2 separate regions of the Homo sapiens genome follow, and region 1 is linked to region 2. A link is a contact called in ENCODE Hi-C or POLR2A ChIA-PET data. All regions are on one chromosome and are shown on one strand. Each heading gives the region's core, a stretch centred on a gene start or an enhancer-like site at or near the end of the contact. The rest is flanking DNA. Distances are from core to core; before and after follow the strand shown. Region 1 overlaps DIDO1 (death inducer-obliterator 1). Region 2 holds the start of SLCO4A1-AS1 (SLCO4A1 antisense RNA 1).

Evidence for each region. Hi-C counts contacts between places; a loop is a spot of excess contacts on that map. ChIA-PET counts read pairs that join two places held with the same protein, here RNA polymerase II (POLR2A). Pooled maps may share reads with other maps.
Region 1: a loop to region 2 is called in a map of CD8-positive, alpha-beta T cell, with 8 times the contacts of the local background. The contact joins the enhancer-like site here to the promoter of SLCO4A1-AS1 in region 2. A Hi-C loop is called at or near these places in 1 of 168 maps with a recorded cell type or tissue (CD8-positive, alpha-beta T cell) and 6 of 50 pooled maps. POLR2A ChIA-PET finds 5 or more read pairs at or near these places in 2 of 52 experiments (MCF 10A and activated CD4-positive, alpha-beta T cell).

The regions. Positions count from the first base shown.
Region 1 is chr20:62,899,411-62,903,821 of GRCh38, forward strand. The region is part of intron 6 of DIDO1 (death inducer-obliterator 1); the gene reads right to left. Among named protein-coding and RNA genes, the nearest start is that of SNORA117, 19 kb to the left of the region's middle. RefSeq lists enhancers at 527-1,381, 711-960. Within about 2 kb of position 1,526, at least 15 of the 41 ENCODE cell types and tissues checked have a DNase peak (open chromatin) inside an H3K27ac peak, as active enhancers do; they include CD8-positive, alpha-beta T cell, where a contact is called at or near this core.
Region 2 is chr20:62,664,786-62,669,614 of GRCh38, forward strand. SLCO4A1-AS1 (SLCO4A1 antisense RNA 1) reads right to left here and starts at 1,836. Exons shown (of 4, transcript NR_024470.1): 1 at 1,600-1,836; 2 at 1,075-1,225; 3 at 139-712. It overlaps SLCO4A1 (solute carrier organic anion transporter family member 4A1), which reads left to right. Exons shown (of 12, transcript NM_016354.4): 6 at 149-303; 7 at 1,595-1,790; 8 at 2,960-3,125; 9 at 3,227-3,399; 10 at 3,692-3,756; 11 at 4,145-4,293.

The DNA.
Region 1 (4,411 bases), core at 276-2,775, 230 kb after region 2:
ACCATCAACTCCATTTCTCCAGATCGTAAGTGTTGGAATGAGGCGTCCATGGCCACACTCAGATTTCTGCTCGTGTAACTACACTATTGTCTCCCTCACTTAGGGAAAACCCGAGTTGAGAGATGAGTTTTAGGGCACTCCCAGTACATGGGTTTAAAACCACCCATTACCCAAGAGTGGGGGCAGCAGATTAACGTAATTTATTTTAAAAGCAGGAAATAGCTTTCCTTAACCATTGCTATTTTAGAAAATTAACTGCTCCCTTTCTAAAGGCAACCTTTGTCATCCCTCATCTGTGCTTTAAAGAGCATGGAAATGGGCAGTCAGGTGAGTGAACGGCAGAATGTTCCAAGCCGGGCCTCTGGGAGCAGTGTCCTACAACACGCAGAAAGCCCCATTCCTGCTCTGAACGGACATGTTCTATCCAGCAACTGTTCCAGGGACCCGAGCACACACCCATTCCACTCCAGGTGGGACAGCATGGCTGGTGCTCAACTTGGGTCAGCTGCTGCTGAAATGGGGACAGAAACTTTTTAGTGGAGCTAAAATTCAATTTGCAAGTTCATCCAAATTTGCTTTGAACTATTACGTTGTGTATAACTTCAGAGAAGGGCAAGCAGCAACTCCAGGCAACCCAGGAAAAAACCCCACTGCAGAAACACAGGGCTCTGTCAGGGTACGAGCCTCCCCTACACGCTGCTGGGCCCCCTGGGGGCAGCAGTGGTGGTGACCTGGTCACACCGCACAGCACTGATGCCTGAGAGCCAGGGGTCCCCTGCCCCTCCCCACACCTCTCTGCCCCTTGGTCGCAGTGCTGTCTCCTTTAGCTCCCACATTCTGGGGGCCTGCCCAGGCCACTGGCCCAGATGAAACTGTTGCTGCCGGGTCTGGGTTTCAGCCAACTGCAGAATGAAGCAGGTCGTCGTCGTGCACAGGGATCAGCAGCACACTCTAATTGGCCAATTTCCCCCAAAGCAGAAGGCTGGCTGGCTTGGGTGCTACAGCGCCTCTGGCCACTGGGTGGCACCAGGGCCTGAGCAGAGACGGGGAGGAGAAAATCAGGCCCCCACTGGAGGATGGTGCTACTCCGCTCCTCTCTGCAGAACCCATCCAATTGCCCCAGTGGAAGTTTTAGCAGGACAGGGATTAAAATATGGGGCAAGAGACCAAGTCTGCTCAGTTCTGGACTGTCCAGAGGCCCCCATGTAGCAACCTTATGTGCTGGATGGCTCCCCACAGGGAAAGGAACTGGTTATAAAAATCACTAAAATAAACACCACACGCCCTCACGTAGGTGTTGACAATGAAGTGGCCTGCCCTGTCGCGGTACTGCTGGCTGGTTTAGGGAAGCTGGGGCACTCAGACCTCCACTGGTCTCCCACGGTGTCCTGAATCCTGCCTATCACCATCCGCTACAGCTCTAAGGGCTGTTTCTATGCTATGCACCTGAAAACAGACTCAACAGTCAGTGAAGGAACTGTGGAAGTAAATTCTGTTCACTGTGACGTCAGGCCTATTTGCAGCCCTCAGTGAGGCGTGTGTACAACAATGCAGTTTCCTGCTTTACCTGTTTCTTCACTCCAAGATTGCCCCTAGTGGGAACAATCAAGGTGGCAGCGGCAAGAGAAAATGTTCTGCTTTTGCTCCTCTCAACATGCTAGAATGTGTTCACATGAATTCGCCTTTTATAAGTAGTTACTAGTTTGCTTTCATGTTGCGGGGAAACAGTTACTTCCCAAATACAGCAGGCAGACTACATCGCAGACGCTCCTCAGAGGAGACCATCACTACAGCCAGGACGCCCTTGCAGGGTCCACAGCTAGACTGCCGTGTTTTGGAATACTCAAAGCTTTCCTTGGTCAGTTTTCTTACTAATACCCGCTACTTGAGTGCCTTCCAACTTAATGGAGAGGTGTGTAATTCTCCCTAAGAAACTCGTGTGATGAGGGCCACGTGGACAGATGGACGTTCCACTCAACTGCAATTTCAGTTGTGCCCAGCTGCACATGGTGTGTGCCTGGCTGCCAAGCCCATTTGGGAGCAGAGCTGCTGCTCTTCCCAAGATCTCCCACACGAGTAATTTAACCTTTATCTAAGTTGTTTACTACTTAAACCAACATGTTAGGGGCATGTTAAAATTAGTCCACAACCCTCCCCTGTAATCCCTCCAGTCCTAAAGGGCCATACTCAGTATAAAGCCCCTAGCTGACAGCACCAAGCAGGTCAGTTGAGGATAAAGCCAGTTACCTTAAGCTCTTCTTGCCGAACTCTTCCAGGTTTGCGGCAAATGAAAGTTGCCGCAACCTTCATTTAAATAAGTAGCAAAAATTCTTGTCAATATTCTAAGTTACTTCTCTAACTTTTAGAAGCTAAGAATATAACTATGTGTATGTTGATGTGTTAACAGAAAAAAAAAAAAAAAAACCTAGTATTATTTTACAACTTTATACAAATCTACCTGAAACTTGTGTACCACATTGGAGGAATTGTAGCAGGCGTCTTCAGAGCTGACCTCTGCACTCTGTGACACCGAGAATGCCGAGGAGGCTTTCCCGAGTATTCATCTTTAGACTATGAGTAGATCCACAGCTCCGAAAGGTCCTATGAAGGTCACTGAAGAGGTGGTGAATTCAGGGGGACCGATCCTGCTGGAAACTTCCATCCCTGCACCCCACCTGCCCAAGGTGGCTGAAGCATAAGCACAAAGGGGCACCTGAGGGATGGACAGGGGCACCACGGGACGGTGCTGATGTGGGACTTCACCGTGCAGGGTCACGGTTACGGAGGTGTGAAACCTTTCCCTGATGTAATTTTCTCAATGGCAGGCTGCTTTTTAAGTTTATAAAAAGTAAAACACTTAAAAATAACAAAAGAATGTCATTACTGACAGCCAAGAAACTTCCAGTTATATGGATAACGTAAAAAAACAACTATCAAGCTATATTCTTTCTCAGAACAAATTCTGATTTTTCTAATTGGGAGGAAGAGATTGGTGGACACGTAGAGTCTGATGACTCCCAGTCTCGTTTTATTGCCGCTGACAACTCTGGAGGAGACAGATAAAAAAAGAGCTCACGCGACCAGTGAAACAAGCCACCCTCCTCTCCCGGCTTTAAATTCCTGCAAAACACTCTTAGGTTCTAGAATCCCCCCATGTATTTTTTATTAATGAAAACTGAGACTGGGTCCTCTTAGGATTTCAGTGAAATGTGCTTCTGGAGCCCACACCATGAGTTATCCTTGTGAACGGTGTTCTCCGTCCATTTCACCCCACCAGGGCCATCTCTGTGGCAGCACGTGGGAACAAGAGGCAGTGCTTCCACCTGGGCACCATGCTTAACACAGCATCTGGATTTGGGTTTACAAACTGGCAACGTTTTCCATTTTAATTCCAACGGTTAGATGAAACGAACTGTAGAATCTGCTTTGCAGTCAAAATCTGTTCAGATCCTCAGTGTTTAAGTCACTTAATGAGCCATTTAGGGAGACAAAATACTAGAAATTGCACCTATCAAATACCATCTCAAAATTTTGAGAATTCCATCTCAAAATTCTAGTCAGTCAGGTACATCTCAGAAAAACATTTCCAACTGACTTCATGCCTCGACAATAATGGGAGGTGAACAGTGGAAATAAAGAGAAAAAAATGGAATAAGAATTTATAAAACCACAAAAGAAACATCATGATCTTTGAGAGAAGTTATGTGCACCAAATGTTTACGTAAGCTAAATAAACTGTATATATAAGAAACAATTTTTAAAAACAAATGGGAGGAACAAGGTGAGGCTGTGAAGGACCTACTGATATCTTAGCAGGGGGCACAGCCTCCTTCTAGCAATGGCAGAGTGTCTGTGCACACCAGGCCTCACCTGTTGGACAGGAACCCCCAGGTCAACCGAGTGCCATGGGAAGGACAGGAGGGTGCCTAGGTGCACTGTGGGGAGCAGCAGCGGTAGCTCCACCACGTGGGTCTTCTGATGGTATGTGTGGTGAGGCAAGTGTGAGTCAGCTCATGGGACAGACCCACACCAGCCTCTCACTTCCAAACTCACCCCCTACCAGGGAGGGCGAGCTCCGTGGCCAGCCAGGGAGGCAGGGCAGGGGCCTCAAAGGCATACAGTGGTGGCAGGCTCCCCAGTACTTGTTGAGCCTACAAAAGTGCAGAGGTGTTTAGGGGAGAGGCAGAGACATGGTAGCTGCTGTCACCAATGTCTCTAACTCTGCTCCAATCAATCACCTTTTGGGAAGACAACATTTACGGGATAACAAAACGAGCAGAAGCTACTAGCTCAAAAGTGTGTCGTCCCCATTCCCATCCTATACAAATTCTGGAAATCCACCAATTTTAACTTGAGGTGATGTGTTGGGAAGGTTAACAGGCAATTTCCCCCACCTCCTGTCCCTGGAGCA
Region 2 (4,829 bases), core at 586-3,085:
CCTGGGTCTGGCCCACTCTGACCCTCAGTCTCTTCTCCACACCCCGACCTCTGCCCACCACTCTGACCCTCAGTCTCTTCTCCACACCCCGACCTCTGCCCACCACTCTGACCCTCAGTCTCTTCTCCACACCCCCACCTCTGCCCAGCTCCATCTGGCTCCTGCTGAAGAACCCCACGTTCATCCTGCTCTGCCTGGCCGGGGCCACCGAGGCCACTCTCATCACCGGCATGTCCACGTTCAGCCCCAAGTTCTTGGAGTCCCAGTTCAGCCTGAGTGCCTCAGAAGCTGCCACCTTGTTTGGTGAGAAAACTGAATCTTGGGGGTCCTCTGCTTTTATGTCAGTTCTCAGAAACAGAGTCTTCAAGGGCATCTTCTAGAAAGACCCAGACAGGGCACATGGCAGTGAGTGCCCTCCCACCCCCGCTGCCAGAGCAGGTGTGGAGAGCGCCACGGGGGCTGAGCGACTCTGTCCACAGGCCGGGAGAGTGGTGGTCCTGCCCTCTTTGTGGGACATGCTCCGTAGGTGGAAGGGTCCACGGTGGGCTCCACCCCCTAGCCACCTAGTCTTGGCTTCTGTGACTTGGTGCAGGAAGGGTTTGGACCTGGCTGTTCCATGAGCCAGGCACTGGTGCCTCAGGACCTCCTGGAACAGTGCAGCTGGGGGTTTCTCGGTGCCAGAGGCAGGCTGGCCTTCCCAGGCTGGGCAGGTCTGCAGAAAGTGGGGACCCCTCCTCAGAGCTGCTCCTCCTGCCAGCGTTCACAGAGTACCCTGGGCCATGGCAGAGGTGCCAGGCATGTGGGCCACCACCGCCAATCTACCGCGCTCTACCCTTCCAGGGTCCACTATCTGGACAGGAAGAGGGCATCAGATGAGGGCTCCCCTCCCTCCCCCACAGGCCCATCCTGGCCTGGCCCCTCTGGGCTGACCTCACAAGCCCACATTCCCACACTCAACAGCCCCCCAGAGGTCAGCTCTACTGCCCCTTGGAGAGCCTCCCCACCTGTCCCCCCAAATCTGTCCCCTCCCCACCTGTCCCCCCAAACCTGTCCCCTCTCCACCTGTCCCCTCACCTGTGCCCTCCTCACTTGTCAGCCCAGAAGCTAGATGCCAGCTAATCGCAATTTTTTACTGTTGGTGGCCACTCAGGCTTCGACAAATGTCCTTGTCACAGCCTGCAGGGACTCGGCAGAGGCCCCTGGGGGAGGAGGGGGTGTGGCTGCCCTGGAGGGGGGTCAGTGGAGGAGTCATTGGCTTCCCACTGGGGCAGGGGCCGCTGACCTTGGAGCACTCTGGGCTCTCCTCCTCCCCCCGCCCCGCCCCGCCCCCCCGCTCCCCCTTCCCCTTCCCCTTCCCCTTCCCCTTCCCCTCTGAGGCATCCCCGCTGTGGGCTCTGGACAGAGGTCCCTCCTAGGGCTCTATCAGCGCAACAGCTAAGCACTCAGGTGTGGTGTTGAGTGCTGCCATGCAGGCAGGAATTGATCCCTCTATGCCTCAGTTTCCCCACCTGTAAAGTGGACCCGGCTGATCCACCACCCTCTCCCACCACGGCCCCCTGCCTGAGTCCCTGGCTGAATCCCTCCCTCTCCCCAGGGTACCTGGTGGTGCCAGCGGGTGGTGGCGGCACCTTCCTGGGCGGCTTCTTTGTGAACAAGCTCAGGCTCCGGGGCTCCGCGGTCATCAAGTTCTGCCTGTTCTGCACCGTTGTCAGCCTGCTGGGCATCCTCGTCTTCTCACTGCACTGCCCCAGTGTGCCCATGGCGGGCGTCACAGCCAGCTACGGCGGGAGGTGAGGGCCAGATGGCACCTGGGTACGCGTCGGGGCCCCAAGCACCCGCGGTCCCTGGGCATGGAGGAGGAGTGGTGCAGCACTTGGGAGAGGTGGTTTTGAAAAGGGCTACGTCACAGGACAGCGGCAAGGGCAACACCCGCTCAGCAGGGCACCCGGCAGCATCCACGTGAAAAGGCACCATGCCAGCCCCCAGCAGTGCCTGCGCTTGGGTCCCGGCTGTGCCCCCGGGCAGTCATATGCCTCTCTGGGCCTCAGCACTCTGCTCTGTAGCTGTGTCAAATGGAACAACAGCCCTAGTGTTCGGGGTCCTTGAGGCTGGTCTCTCGGTGACATAAAAAGTGTCCCAGGATGTGCTCCTGGAGTTGCCATGTGCTGGGAGTGGGAGGGACACCTGCTGGTCAGGTGGCAATTAGGGAATATCCAAAATACACGTAGGTAGCCTGCACCTCGGCCCTGCCCTGCGGGCCCCGGGAGTGCACCTGCAGGTGCCGTGCAAGGCCGAGAAGCACAAAGCAGCCGTTGTGGCATTATCGGAACCTAAGAGTCATCAGGGTGGACGGGGTCACTACGCTGTCCTCACAACAGAGGCCCTGCCCACAAAGGAGTGGAGGAAGCTCATCCTGGGCCACTGCCAAGACATACTGTGAAGTGGGAAAAAGGAAGGAGTTGGACAATGGGCGCAGTGTGCTCTGATTCAAGTGAGAAGTGCAGATGTTTGTGACTGCCGAGGGGCGTGTACGTGCAGACGACCCCTGCAAATGCACAGCCGGCCTGTGGCTGGAGAACCGAGGACTGGGGTGGGGCTGGGGCCACGAGGCTGCCTTTGTGTACTTGGCGCTTTTTCTTTCCTAATGTTTGTATTTGATCCATATGAATGTGTTGCCTGTCCAAAAACAAATGAACTAGGGAAAGGGGCTGTGCATCAGGCGGACGGTGCTGGGGGGCATGGGTGTGCCTTCCTTGCGTGAGGAGGAAAAACCATTCTATCACCAGAAGGCAGTGCCCAGTGTGAGTGCCCAGCGTGCTGGGGGCGGTGCAAGCTTGGCAAGTTTGTAGACCCGAAATGCAGGCTGCATGGGGACGAGCCCCATGGCTGACCCTGTGCCTGCTGGGCGCCAGCATGGCTCTGGCCTGGACCCTACCACTCGCTTGTCCCCCCTCTGCAGCCTCCTGCCCGAAGGCCACCTGAACCTAACGGCTCCCTGCAACGCTGCCTGCAGCTGCCAGCCAGAACACTACAGCCCTGTGTGCGGCTCGGACGGCCTCATGTACTTCTCACTGTGCCACGCAGGGTGCCCTGCAGCCACGGAGACGAATGTGGACGGCCAGAAGGTGAGTGGAGCCGCTGCCTACCGCCCCTGTCCTCCCCTGGACCCTGGGAAGGGGCCCCCGTGCCTTCCCCTTGTAATCGGAGCTATTGTTGGGCTTCCCAGGTGTACCGAGACTGTAGCTGTATCCCTCAGAATCTTTCCTCTGGTTTTGGCCATGCCACTGCAGGGAAATGCACTTCAACTTGTCAGAGAAAGCCCCTCCTTCTGGTTTTCATATTCGTTGTAATTTTCTTTACATTCCTCAGCAGCATTCCTGCACTAACGGCAACTCTACGGTAAGCTGGGGTCGGGTGTGCGCTTGTCCAGAGCTTTCCTTGCAGCACCCTGAGGCGGAGCTCTGCAGATCCTGAGACAGGAGCACTCCAGGAAACACCCAGGTCTAAGCGGGCCTGTCTGTCACTGGTGGCAGGAGAGACCTCACTGTCTCTGATCTCTGACGAGGGGCTTCCCACTTGGGGGGGGGTGATGATGTGGCTGGGGACTGGTCCAGGAGGCCACTGGCCTAGGGGGTGACTTGGCATGCAACCCCACTTCTGTGGGTGCTGACGCTGTGGTTTTCTATTGCAGATGTGTCCGTGACCCTCAGAGATCCTTTGCCCTGGGAATCCAGTGGATTGTAGTTAGAATACTAGGTACTGTGCAGTGTGAGGAAGCCATGGTCAGTTGCACAGTGTGCTCACTGCACAAGGGCATGGGCAAGTGTCTAACCACCAAGGGGATGTGCTTCCCAGCAGGAGGCTGTTCCCGCCTGGGAAGGGGTCCATTCCCTAACTGTCCACTAGAGGGGCCCATCGTCATTTATTTGCCCAAAGGCTTTCCCTGGGAGATCATGGGAAACTCGCAGCCCCAATGCCGAATGCCCAAAGAAAGGAACGTTTAAGCCCTCTTTGCACCCCCTGAGAACTCCAACGGCCAGTATCACCTTCCCAGAGCCCATCATTCCAGGCCTCTTGGCTGCCTGCCCCCTGCCTAGCCCCTACCCACCAGGAGTGTGGGTGCTGAGTGGGCTTCTCTCCGCAGGGGGCATCCCGGGGCCCATCGCCTTCGGCTGGGTGATCGACAAGGCCTGTCTGCTGTGGCAGGACCAGTGTGGCCAGCAGGGCTCCTGCTTGGTGTACCAGAATTCGGCCATGAGCCGCTACATACTCATCATGGGGCTCCTGTACAAGGTAAGCAGGCCCAGGGAGGGGACAGAGGGTCTGCTCTGAGGGTGGCTGGGGGCTCCGAACATGCCGCGATCTTCCAGCAGCTTGGACCACAGCCTAGTACATCACAGATGTTCCTGCAGCCAGTTTGTAGAAGGCCCTTCCCACATTCCTCATGAGTTGGTTGTGGGGAGAGGCAGGTGGGCTGCAGGGCCTCCTCCTGGGGTTCACTGTCCAGGCCCCCAGCAGCTCCAGCAAAGCCCAGGCCCAGGCCCTGCTCCCTCTCCCACCTCCTGGGACTGCCCCTCCACAGTGTGGTCTTGCACGTACCCGGGATGCCCGTTAACTAAAAGCTTTGCAGAAATAAGAAGTGGCTGCTCCTGTTAGAGCGGCTTGACTAGCTGGTCCACTCCGGGCCTCAGTCTGGGGGGCTGGCGGGCAGGTTGCAGCCTCTCCGTGATCAGTGCGCCTTGGATTCCATTGGATCTCTTAGTCTGGCCCTCATTTTTCAAGCTAACAGAAACTTTCTGTTGTGACTTTTGGCGTATGCTACCTGGGAG